3 separate regions of the Homo sapiens genome follow, and all the other regions are linked to region 1. A link is a contact called in ENCODE Hi-C or POLR2A ChIA-PET data. All regions are on one chromosome and are shown on one strand. The core of a region is the stretch at or near the end of the contact, and the rest is flanking DNA. Distances in the headings are between cores, read along the strand shown.

What was found. Hi-C counts contacts between places; a loop is a spot of excess contacts on that map. ChIA-PET counts read pairs that join two places held with the same protein, here RNA polymerase II (POLR2A). Pooled maps may share reads with other maps.
Region 2: a map of endothelial cell of umbilical vein shows a loop between it and region 1 (2.3-fold over the local background). The contact joins two enhancer-like sites. A Hi-C loop is called at or near these places in 2 of 168 maps with a recorded cell type or tissue (ascending aorta and endothelial cell of umbilical vein) and 2 of 50 pooled maps. POLR2A ChIA-PET finds 5 or more read pairs at or near these places in 6 of 52 experiments (A549, BJ, CD4-positive, alpha-beta T cell and 3 more).
Region 3: a loop to region 1 is called in a map of heart right ventricle, with 2.1 times the contacts of the local background. The contact joins the promoter of ATP8B1-AS1 here to the enhancer-like site in region 1. A Hi-C loop is called at or near these places in 1 of 168 maps with a recorded cell type or tissue (heart right ventricle) and 1 of 50 pooled maps. POLR2A ChIA-PET finds 5 or more read pairs at or near these places in 8 of 52 experiments (AG04449, AG04450, B cell and 5 more).

What each region holds. Positions count from the first base shown.
Region 1 is chr18:57,691,801-57,695,942 of GRCh38, forward strand. It overlaps ATP8B1 (ATPase phospholipid transporting 8B1), which reads right to left. Exons shown (of 28, transcript NM_001374385.1): 9 at 3,650-3,732; 10 at 3,371-3,529; 11 at 2,782-2,870; 12 at 7-197. Among named protein-coding and RNA genes, the nearest start is that of ATP8B1-AS1, 64 kb to the left of the region's middle. RefSeq lists an enhancer at 1,887-3,086. Within about 2 kb of position 2,256, at least 6 of the 41 ENCODE cell types and tissues checked have a DNase peak (open chromatin) inside an H3K27ac peak, as active enhancers do; they include PC-9, ascending aorta and endothelial cell of umbilical vein, where a contact is called at or near this core.
Region 2 is chr18:57,727,524-57,731,353 of GRCh38, forward strand. The region is part of intron 2 of ATP8B1 (ATPase phospholipid transporting 8B1); the gene reads right to left. Among named protein-coding and RNA genes, the nearest start is that of ATP8B1, 74 kb to the right of the region's middle. Within about 2 kb of position 1,466, at least 5 of the 41 ENCODE cell types and tissues checked have a DNase peak (open chromatin) inside an H3K27ac peak, as active enhancers do; they include ascending aorta and endothelial cell of umbilical vein, where a contact is called at or near this core.
Region 3 is chr18:57,628,641-57,632,395 of GRCh38, forward strand. ATP8B1-AS1 (ATP8B1 antisense RNA 1) reads left to right here and starts at 1,691. Exons shown (of 3, transcript NR_164148.1): 1 at 1,691-1,878. RefSeq lists enhancers at 1,343-1,392, 1,439-1,939, 1,463-1,952.

The DNA.
Region 1 (4,142 bases), core at 1,006-3,505:
CCTTACCTGACATAGAGAGAGATGGGTACCATGGTGTTGAGAACAATGATATAGCCCCAGAAAATGAGGAATCCACGGTAGGAGGGTGTATCGTCTTCTCCATCATAGAGGTACCAAGAGGAATTGCCCACCTGTGCTTCCCAATAAGCATGGCCGATGGCAAGACCAGCAGAAAGCAGAATAAGAACAACAAAGATCTAGAAGACAGAAAACATTTAAATGCATTCTGAAGATGGATTTCCAACCTCTTGCATTTCCTAGATGCTAATTAACCTTACTCAATACTTCATATGATTGAGAATTTAGTAGTCTGAAAAATAATATATGTCAAATAAAAACAGCACTATCATAACGCTTTGAAAGTCTATTTGATTGCTGCAATTGACTGATGTATCCTACATCTCCCATAGAAGGTAAGGTTTTGTTCCCAAAATTATCTCTCCAAAGAGAAGGTGGTGTCTTATATTCAAATCCTTGAAGAATCTTATATTACAGGGCATTCTCTCAATTACGTTTACTTTGAACAATAACATACTGTTTGGGGAAGATATCTTACTTAGCATGAAACAACTTCCAACAAGGCTGAACTGGAAAACTGGAATGCTTATAGAAGATATTCAACAGATTTTTTTTTTTTTTTTTTTTTTTTTTTTTAGACAGCGTCTCACTGTATCACCCAGGCTGGAGTGCAGTGGTGCCATTGTGGCTCACTACAACCTCCACCTCCCTGGTTCAAACAATTCTTATGCTTCAGCCTCCTGAGTAGCTGGGATTACAGGCACGCGCCACCAAGGCCGGCTAATTTTTGTCTTTTTAGTAGAGACGAGTTTCACCATGTTGGCCAGGCTGGTCTCGAACTCTTGTCCTCAAGTGATCTGCATGCCTCAGTCTCCCAAACTGCTGGGATTACAGGTGGCCCTCACCCAGCCAGAATTTTTTTTTCAGGGCAAGAAAATTTCACCTATATTTGGGCGATTATTCCTTAAGGTGTAATGTCATAAGTATTGCATGACATTGTAAAATAAGATCACTTAAGAAGCAATATGATAAGTATTATGTTGTAGAAGTTATGAGCATATATTTATGGAAGGAATAAAAAGTCAACCATCCTAGTGGTACTTGGAGATTCGCAAGTGGGAATAAAATTTCCAGAGACAAATTTAAATTTCTGGACATGGAGTCCAAAAGTGCTATATCTCACAACTTTGTCGTGGAAAGAGCAGAGTGCCAAACAGGCTCTTTGAGAGTGGATAACCACAACCATGACACCAAAGATGAATGTGAAAAGTTCAAATACAATTTTCATGAAATGAGAAAGCAGGGGAAAATGTTTCTTAAATTATTATTTTTATGTGATTTTAAACATGTATATGCAATCAAAGAATAAGTTTTAGAAGTATGCATTCAAATTGAATTAAATACTTGAAAAAATTTTTCATTGGGAAATAGAAGGAGTGCTTAATATTTGGGGTCACCACGTGGGCAGAAAAGAGCAAACATAGCAGGTCTGAGACTGCTTCCTCCGAAGGCCGGCTTGCAAGGTTCGCCCTGGGCTGGTATCTGGTAACTTAGATGTTTGGAGGATTTCCCAGTTATTTTTTATTCTCTGATAAGAATAGCTCATGGGCCGGGTGCAGTGGCTCATGCTTGTAATCCAAGCACTTTGGGAGGCCGAGGCAGGCAGATCACTTGAGGTCAGGGGTTCGAGACCAGCCTGGCCAACATGGTGAAACCCCGTCTCTACTAAAAATACAAAAATTAGCCAGGTGTGGTGGCAGGTGCCTGTAATCCCAGCTACTTGGGAGGCTGAGGCAGGAGAATCACTTGAACCTGGGAGACGGAGATTGCAGTGAGCCAAGATCATGCCATTGTACTCCAGCCTGGGCAACAAGAGTGAAACTCAATCTCAAAAAAAAACAAATAATAATAATAATAAAAAAACTCATGATGCCTAACTGTGCAAACAGCATGGTTTATGCTGACCATCTGCATTCTTTTGGGGAGTCTAGAGTTTTTTTGTTAAAAACCTTTGACACTGAGTCTCTCATGAGCTTCCCTGGTATAGACAACATTTCACATGTGGTGTCATTAATTGCTGCTGGGAGAATTAAGTGCCTATTGTGTGTGTGGTTTGGTGGGGAGTGGGGGCAGGACGGCCGACTTTTGGAAGCTTGTGCCTGGTTTCCTTTGCACTTTGCTCCATGAGTCTTTGGTGATCTTGCTCTGTGTCCTTTTGTTGTAATGACTCACAGCTGTGAATACGACTATGTGCTGAGGCCTATGAGTCCTTCCAGTGAATCATCAAACCTGGGAGTGGTCTTGAGTGTCCTCGACATACTTTATTTTTAGCCTTGCCTTGTATTTGGAGCTATACAGTATATGTTGGGGGTGCTGGGGGAGGCTTGCTTCTAAGAGAACTGCCTCTATGGGAAAGTAACAGCAATGAAATCAACCCTACATTGACTTCAGGAGTCCAGCTTCACTAATTTATCTAGGGCTTCCTGGTTTTCCAGTTCCCGTCATCAAAGCACTCAGGGCACCCTACAACCGAAATTTCCCTTCCCAAGGGAATTCTCCTGTTAAAAGTGTGGCATTTCTGAGAAAAAGTAAGGCATTTCTGGAAAAAAAAATCCCTTCTTCCTGCATTTGAAGCTTGGAGTGCCCAATAATTTTTCTATTCCACCTAAAGAGGTAAGATTTTGTATTAGAAAAACATACGATAATATTAGTGCAAAAGACAGCAATCTAGATGAGAGATCTACTGAGATGAAAAATAAATACCGTGTAAACCATGTAGTTCATCAAGTAATCAATTTTAGTTCTTTTAAATCTGGTTTTCCCACTATTCTTCATTATTTTAGTGTCAGCACCTGAAAATGGAAAATTCAATGTAGTCATCAGTTGGGAAAAATCAATTCACTAGCTCACCAATAAAATTACTCTTCTTGGCCAGGCATGGTGGCTTACGCCTGTAATCCCAGCAGTTTTGGAGGCTGAGTTGGGCGGATCACCTGAGGTCAGGGGTTCGAGGCCAGCCTGGCCAACATGGCAAAACCCTGTCTCTACTAAAAATACAAAAATTATCTGGGCATGGTGGCACATGCCTATAATCCCAACTACTCTGGAGCCTGAGACAGGAGAATCACTTGAACCCAGGAGACAGAGGTTGCAGTGAGCTGAGATTATGCCACTGCACTCCAGCCTGGGCTACAGAGTGAGACTCTGTCTCAAAAAAAAAAAAAAAAAAAAAAAAAAGCTCATGATGCTATTACTCTTCTTTTGGTTTTGATGGACAAAGGACAGAAAAGCAATCCCCTCTAAGTCTTTAAAGATCATAGCTGATTAATTTCCCAAGAAACTCTGAACGTACCTGCAAAAATGACTAAGCCGTGGCAGAAATCGGTGTTCCTAATTACACAGCCACGTAACAAAATTTTATCAGCATCCAAAGGAAAACTTGTGTTTCTCCAAAATAGTGTTCCTGTAAACTTATCTAGTCTGTTATTGGGTTCTTCACATTCAATAAAACCTTTTAAAAATATAAGATTCACATAATTAATCACATACAAAAGTCTTTCTGGTTTTAATCAATAGGAATTGAACCAAGCAACTAAAATTTAAAGCAAAGTAAGACATGTTTGGTACAAACCATCAAATGTAGCCAATGTATCTTCTCTTTGGAGGTACTGGTCTGTGATTTCAAGTGACATCTTAAATTTTAAATTGGTTTCTCTAAAGGAATGGGGAAAAAATGAATTAAATGAACAAATTTTTGAGTTCAAAGTGGAAGTTAATCATCCAAAGTTACATTAGCCATACCTGGACATGAAGCCTAAATAATTAGCTGTTTCTATTTTCAAACTCTGTTCACCTTGGAACTTCAGGTTTGGAAAAGGTTATCCCCTGAAGTCGAGAAAATTTCTGACCTTGGGAAATGTTGGTTCCCTTCACTGTTTGTTGTTGTGAAGGTTAGGACAGAGGTACCCACAAACATCCTTCTCATTAACTTTAACTTTACCATCAGCTAGGACTACCAAAGTGCTGTTTGAAAATGTAGTGTCTAATATTTAATCACATTAAAATGATTCTATAACACATATTTGTTACAGAAATTCTGTTTCGCCTCTGTCAAATTCTTTTCC
Region 2 (3,830 bases), core at 216-2,715, 35 kb after region 1:
CTCACGCCTATAATCCCAGCACTTTGGGAGGCTGAGGCTGGTGGATCACAAGTTCAGGAGATCGAGACCATCCTGGCCAACATGGTGAAACTCTGTCTCTACTAAAAATACAAAAATTAGCCAGGCGTGGTAGCATACGCCTGTAATCCCAGCTACTTGGGAGGCTGAGGCAGGAGAATCGCTTGAACCCAGGAGCGGGGTTGCAGTGAGCCGATATCGCGCCTCTGCTCTCCAGTCTGGGCGACAGAGAGAGACTCCATCTCAAAACAAAAACAAACAAACAAACAACAAGAAAACTCCAAAAATACAAAAACTAGTGTTTCCCAGAACACATGCTGAGAAGTGTGTTCATCAGGAAACGACAGAGCTCATCCCATAGCACTGAAAACATTCCCGCTCATTTCTGAGAATCTTTGCTGAATCTTTACACAAAGGGTAAAGTTACTCCACTCGAACCTGTGGGCTTATCTTTCTCCATGGCACATTCTAACAGCATGTTTGTGCCTGTCCTTCCTTCTCACAAAACACAATAAAGGTCCTTCTAGTGAAAAGTACTCTGAATGGGTCTCTCAAAGCACTTGTTTAACAGGAAAGCTTAGTTGGGCTAGAGGATTTCCTTTCTTTAAAAAAAAAAGAAAGCAACTTTCTGTGCTACAACCCTCATTAAAGAAACTAGCGCAGTTCAGGCTGCTTAGGCAGTGTTTTGCTAGAATGGGTGCTGGTCCCTGGTGTTAGTCTGGTGGTACCTCGCAGGGTGACTCATGTTCTGATGTCTTAAAGAACTGATTCTCTGAAGGAAATTATTCAGGATGTGAAATGTCAAGAAAGACAGATGATGATTAAAAAAAGAAAGAGAAGTCAGGGTGACACTGACCTTAACTGGGAAATTGCACAAATGAGAATATAGTGGGAAAGGAAAGAGGGATGAAGAGGGCAAAGAGAGGAAGGGAGGAAAGAAGGAGAGCAGACTGGCTGTGAGGGAGGCAGGGCACATGGGAAATGGGAGGAAAGAGGTCTGGCATTTACTGAACATCATCTGTGTGCTTGGGAAGGGCGCAGAGAGGTATTAGAATAAGAATTTTTGTAAAAAGTCACAGGCAAAGTCATTTGATATGGGTTTTGAGAAGCGAGAACCACCCAAATCCCCTAGGAATATAAATCACCCTTGGAAAACATGACTAAGATTCAAGACTGAGCATTTTTTTTTTTTTTTTGAGATGGAGTCTCACTTTGTCACCCAGGATGGCGTGTAGTGGTGGGATCTTGGTTCACTGCAACCTCCATTTCCCAGGTTCAAGCGATTCTCCTGCCTCAGCCTCCCGAGTAGCTGGGATTATAGGTGTGCACCACCATGCCGGGCTAATTTTTGTATTTTTAATAGAGATGGGGTTTCACTATGTTGGCCAGGCTGGTCTCGAACTCCTGACCTCAGGCGATTCAACTTCCTTGGCCTCCCAAAGTGCTGGGATTACAGGCATGAGTCGCCGCACCCGGCCAAGACTGAGCTCTTTTAATGCCCATATACCGAGGGTAGAAATCTACAAAACATATGACCTGCAAACTGAATGATCAGGAAAGGATCCTAACCACCAGAATGGGCAGGCAGAGTTGTAAAAAAACAGGGGATGAGAGTTTCCACCCACTACATGCGTCTCTGACATTTCTGCAGGCACCCAATCCCGGTCCCTTTGCTGTGTCTCGGACTACACGTCTGATGGCGTGCCACCAAGCACCAAGAGCAAAGTTGACCCTGGACCCCATGGAGCCAATTCTCCTGCCACCCCATCAGATATCTACATTTGGTAGAGATTCCAAAATTGTGATAGGAGACTAAGCAGTGCAATTAGCGGGGAAAGGAATGAGGAAGAAGCATGTTTTATTCACTGTTTGGGCAATCAACTAGAACTTCCTTGTAACTTGTCTGGCTGCTTCAGCTTTAGCTAGTTCACCAATATCCAGTCTGGACCTGTTATGACAGAGGCCACCTTCCTGTTCAGATTGGTGGGAATTCCATTTTCTTTCTTTCTTTTTTTTTTTTTTTTTTGAGTTGGAGTTTCACTCTTGTTGCCCAGGCTGGAGTGCAATGGCACCATCTCAGCTCACTGCCACCTCTGCCTGCCGGGTTCTAGTGATTCTCCTGCCTCAGCCTCCCAAATAGCTGGGACTACAGGCACTTGCCACCACGCCTGGCTAATTTTTGTATTTTTAGTAGAGACGGGGTTTCACCATGTTGGTCTGGCTGGTCTTGAACTCCTGACCTCAGGTGATCCACTCACCTCAGTCTCCCAAAGTGCTGGGATTGCAGGCGTGAGCCACTGTGCCCGGCAGGGAATTTCACTTTAATTTTGGTCAAGTATCATGAGTTTAGTACCTTCTGATTCAAGGCAGAAGGCACTTAAGCTCAATCCTCAACAGCTTGAAATCAAAACCAGAAACCCACTCTAAGAGGTAATCCATCTAAATGTTTGCTATGGAAAGGTAGCGGACACACAACATACAGGAGTCAATGGCCTCCCCACATTTGGGTGAGATGGGGCTCGCGGGGTGCATGCACTCCCCACACTGAGAATCTCCCCACAGGCAGATTCTGTGACCAGAACAGGAAGAATCATTGCAGAAATGGGATTTCATGCATATCACATCTTCTACAGGTTAAAATTATTAGAAAAAAATAGCTCATCCAGATAGCAGAACCCAAGAAAGAGAAACTAGAGGGGGGGTTTGGCATGGGGGAAAAAGAGGCTTCTAGAAAGCCTTCAAGGGCAGAATGGCAGTAACAGAGACCTCGGGAAAACCAGCTAAAATCCGAGGCTTCTCTGACTAAGGCTGCAGGGAGGCGTGTCTGGAGCGCTGAAACCAGAACACTATGATAATGATTTCTGTGAATGTGATGCTAAGGTTGTTCGGCTAGAATTTTAGGGAACACCATGGAGGAAATATTTTCAGCCTGATATCAAATCTGGGGTCCAGAGAGAAAAGTCTCAGCTTGCTCATGGAGAAGAGCTACAAGAGAAGCCCACATCTGTTTGCCAGGGTGGGAGAACCAGCAGGAGATGAAATAGAAAAGCCACAAAAGAAAAGGCATCATGGTAAAAGCAAGCCATGTTCTACTGCCTTCAGTGATGTACTGTCTGCGGTCACTTACACTCAACATTGGCAGAGACCACGTGGTCCACAAAGCCTAAAATGTTTACTTGCTGGCCCTTTACAGAAAAAGTTTGCTGGCCTTGGTCTAGACCCTGCCTCTGATGCTGGCCTGACCCTGGGCAGACCATATACATATATATATATATATATATATATATATATATACACACACACACACACACACATACACAAGGATGGTTATTTATATAACTCATACCGCCAATTTAACAATACTAATAGTTAACATCTAAGACTGATTGATATGTATCCTTTAAAAATTTCTGGGTGCAGTAACATGCAGATTCTTGCCCGCATAACTCCATTTTAAGAATATATACACTGGCTACGCATCGTAGCTCATGCCTGTAATTCCAGGAGTTTGAGAGGTTGAGGTGGGCAGATCCCTTGAGCTCAGGAGTTTGAGACGAGCCTGGGCAACATAGTGAAATACCATCTACACACACAAACACACACACAAATACAAAAATTAGTTGGACATACTGGTGCATGCCTGTAGTCCAGCTACTCAGGAGGCTGAGGTAGGAGGATCACTTGAGTCCAGGAGGTCAAGGCTGCAGTGAGCCGAGTTCACACCACTGGACTCCAGCTGGGGAGACACAGTGAGACCCTGCCTCAAAATATATATATATATATATATATATATATATATATATATATATATA
Region 3 (3,755 bases), core at 441-2,940, 64 kb before region 1:
AAGATAATTATAGTTATGCTTTAATGTACTTATACACTAAAATGTCAAGGAGAGTTTTCTTTAAATCAATAAAATAATAAATTTTGTCATGCTGTCAGACCACATGCACAAAGACACAGCTTAGTTTAGCCTTTACATAGACAAAACCCCTATATATCAAATTTTTTTTTTTTTCAGACAGAGTCTCGCTCTGTCTCCCAGGCTGGAGTGCAGTGGCGCAATCTCGGCTCACTGCAAGCTCCACCTCCCGGGTTCACCCATTCTCCTGCCTCAGCCTCCCAAGTAGCTGGGACTACAGGCGCCCACCACCACAGCCGGCTAATTTTTTGTATTTTTAGTAAAGATGGGGGTTTCACCGTGTTAGCTAGGATGGTCTCGATCTCCTGACCTTGTGATCTGCCCACCTCGGCTTCCCAAAGTGCTGGGATTAGGCGTGAGCCACCGCGCCCGGCCTATATATGAAAAATTTAAAATGGCCAGGCGCAGTGGCCCAGCACTTTGGGAGGCGAGGCGGGTGGATCATCCTGAGGTCAGGAGTTTGAGACCAGCCTGGCCAACATGCGAAGCCCTGTCTCTACTAAAACTACAAAAATTCACCAGGCGTGGTGGCGGGCGCCTGTAATCCCAGCTACTCAGGAGGCTGAGGCAGGAGAATTGCTTGAACCCAGGAGGCAGAGGTTGCAGTGAACCGAGATTGTGCCATTGCACTCCAGCCTGGGCAATAGAGCAAGAGTCCATCTCAAAAAAAAAAAAAAAAGAAAAAGCTAAAACAAAGACGGGGCATTCCTTTGCTTGCTTCCTAAGGACGCCCTACTCTGTAATGGAGGCGCTTTCAATAAACTCTCACCGTACCCTGCAACTTGTCTTGAATTCCTTCCTGCGTGTAATTCAGGAGGCCTCTCTTGGGGTCTGGATCAAGACCGCTTTTTCTGTGAACAACCACCATGAGAAGAACACGCCCTGACTGACCCACTGGTCCAGGGAAGCTGAGACATGGAGAAGACAGGGACCCAATCTTCAGCTTGGAGACACGTCCAGCTGAACTCAGCCCACATCAGTGACCTGCAGATGCATAAGTGAGAATAAACGATTGTTGGGTTACGCCTCTGAGTTTGGGAGGCATTTTGTTACACCTCTTTAGTGTGGCAATAGTAGACTAATAATACATGCTCTATTATGCAGAAGTGTGTGGCTTAAAATAATAGTTGAATGACCAGGTGCGGTGGCTCAGGCCTGTAATCTCAACATTTTGGGAGGCCATGGTGGGAGGATCACATGAGGCCAGGAGTTCAAGACCAGCCCGGGCAACATAGTGGGACCCCCGTCTCCATAAAATTTTTAAAAAATTAGCCTGGCGTGGTGGGCGCACGCCTGTAGTCCCAGCTACTCGGGACGGCCAGAATGAACGGCATTATCGTCTGTCTCTTCATTCTGATTCTGGCCAGCAAGGGGTGGCCTCCCCCTGCGGTCCTTGCTGTTAGGTCCCTGCGCCCCCTCAGCTTTGCGCTGAAGGTCGCTTTACCGGACCCCACTTCGCCCTACCAGGCGCAGGATGAGCGTCTCTGTTCTTTTAATGTGGCGTCCCCCACAGGCCACCGTACCAGGCCGCCGGTCCGGGGTTAGGGCACTTGACGCCGGCGCCGCCATGTTGTCTCCGGGCCACTTCCGCGTTTCTGGCGCGTGGTCTTGCATTTCCTACTTGGTCCTGTTCGTGGCGCCGCGCCTCCGGGTGTTGGGGAGTCCGGGATGATGGGGAATCCGGGGCTCGCCCTAGTCGCGGGGACACCGCCTTCCAGGAGCTGTCCCCAGGCAAACTCACAGACATCTTCAAAGAGCCTTCTTGGACATTCTGCTTTTTGCTCCTCATAACAGGCTTCGGTAAGAGAACAGGCAAACATCACTGCGGGCGCCTCTAGGGCTCGTTTCCCTGTCCCAGTACCGGGAATCGGGGAGGGGTCCAAGCAGAGTTCACTTAGTTAACAAATCAGTGAAGCAGTTGGAAAATCTCAGTTATATTTTAAATGAGATCGAGGGCGGTGACTCACGCCTGTAATCTCAGCACTTTGGGAGGCCGAAGCGGAGGTGGAGGGTCGCTTGAGGCCAGGAGTTCGAGACCAGCCTGGGCAACGTGGTGAGCCACCCCCGCCCCCGCCCCTCTATAAAAAATACAAGAATTAGCCGGGCTTATTGGCATGGGATTGTGGTCCCAGCTACTTAGGAGGCTGAGGTGGGAGGTCGCTTGAGCCATGGAGGTCGAGGCTGCACTGAGCTGTGATCACGCCACTGCACTCCAGCCTGAGGCTACGGAGAGAGACCCTGTCTCTAATTAATAAATAAATTATAGATAGATGATAGATAGATGCAATAAAAAATAAAATTGGCTTGTAAACGGCAAACTAAAAGTGGAAATTATCATTACAATGAAAATATTAATTTGAGGAACCGAAAACTTAACTTTCCTTTTCCTGTAGTTAAGTTTAAGCACTTAGATTTGCTTCAGTGATTCCCAGGCTTCATGATTGCAAGCTGCTTGCTTGTAAGCACCTTGTCTCTCACTAAAAAAAATTACAGTTATTTTAAAGTCCCGCTGGATGCTCATTCTTTAAGGAGGGTGAACAATGGTAACTCCTGTACCGTTAGAGCTCTGAATGAAGCCAGATACGTTCCATAGATCACAGAACTCATTTTCTGGCTTGGTGAGCCTGGTCAAGTTTCTTAACCTTTCTGAGCCACAGATGTTTCAATTATAAAGTGATAATAACCCTTCACTGGGAAGGTTATTGTGAGGATAATATGAGATCAGCTATACCAAAATATGCCTAACATGTACTTGACATCCAGTAAGCTTTCTGAATTAGGATATAAATGGCATTAATGGTTAATCATTGTTATTCTTTTGTTCCATGATATGCATGAATAACAACTTGAAGCCTTCAAACTGCTGAGAGCTGCTTGGTGGACCTCGTCTCTCAATTTGCCCTTCCCACTAAACCTGTCTTCCCCCAACAGTGGGCTTTCTGGTCAGCATTTCAGAATGTCTCAAACCGTAGGTCCTTCCCACAGCCCCAAATCTCAGCAAATGACCAGTCTCTTGCTTCAAGCTATTAAATGGATGCTGTCTGACAGCCCTCCCTTGAAACCTGCAAACTCTCGTGCTTTGGCATCCATCCTTTCCCTCTAGTGCAATGCAAGTCACATCCTCCCTCTGGCTAACCTCTCCACCCATCTTCTGGATTCCCCACACCTCTCCAATCTAATCTTCACACTCCAGCCAGGGCGAACACTTACAAATATAAACACAGTCATTTCATTCTCTATCTAGCAACTTTCCATGGACTTCCTTTTGCTCTCAGGGTTCACCTCAACATCCTTACAGGCTTTCCAGGCTGTGTATGCTCTGGCTTACCACTGCTTCTTATTTTTTTTTTTATTATTTATTTATTTATTTATTTATTGATTGATCATTCTTGGGTGTTTCTCGCAGAGGGGGATTTGGCAGGGTCACAGGACAATAGTGGAGGGAAGGTCAGCAGATAAACAAGTGAACAAAGGTCTCTGGTTTTCCTAGGCAGAGGACCCTGCGGCCTTCCGCAGTGTTTGTGTCCCTGGGTACTTGAGATTAGGGAGTGGTGATGACTCTTAACGAGCATGCTGCCTTCAAGCGTCTGTTTAACAAAGCACATCTTGCACCGCCCTTAATCCATTTAACCCTGAGTGGACACAGCACATGTTTCAGGAGAGCACAGGGTTGGGGG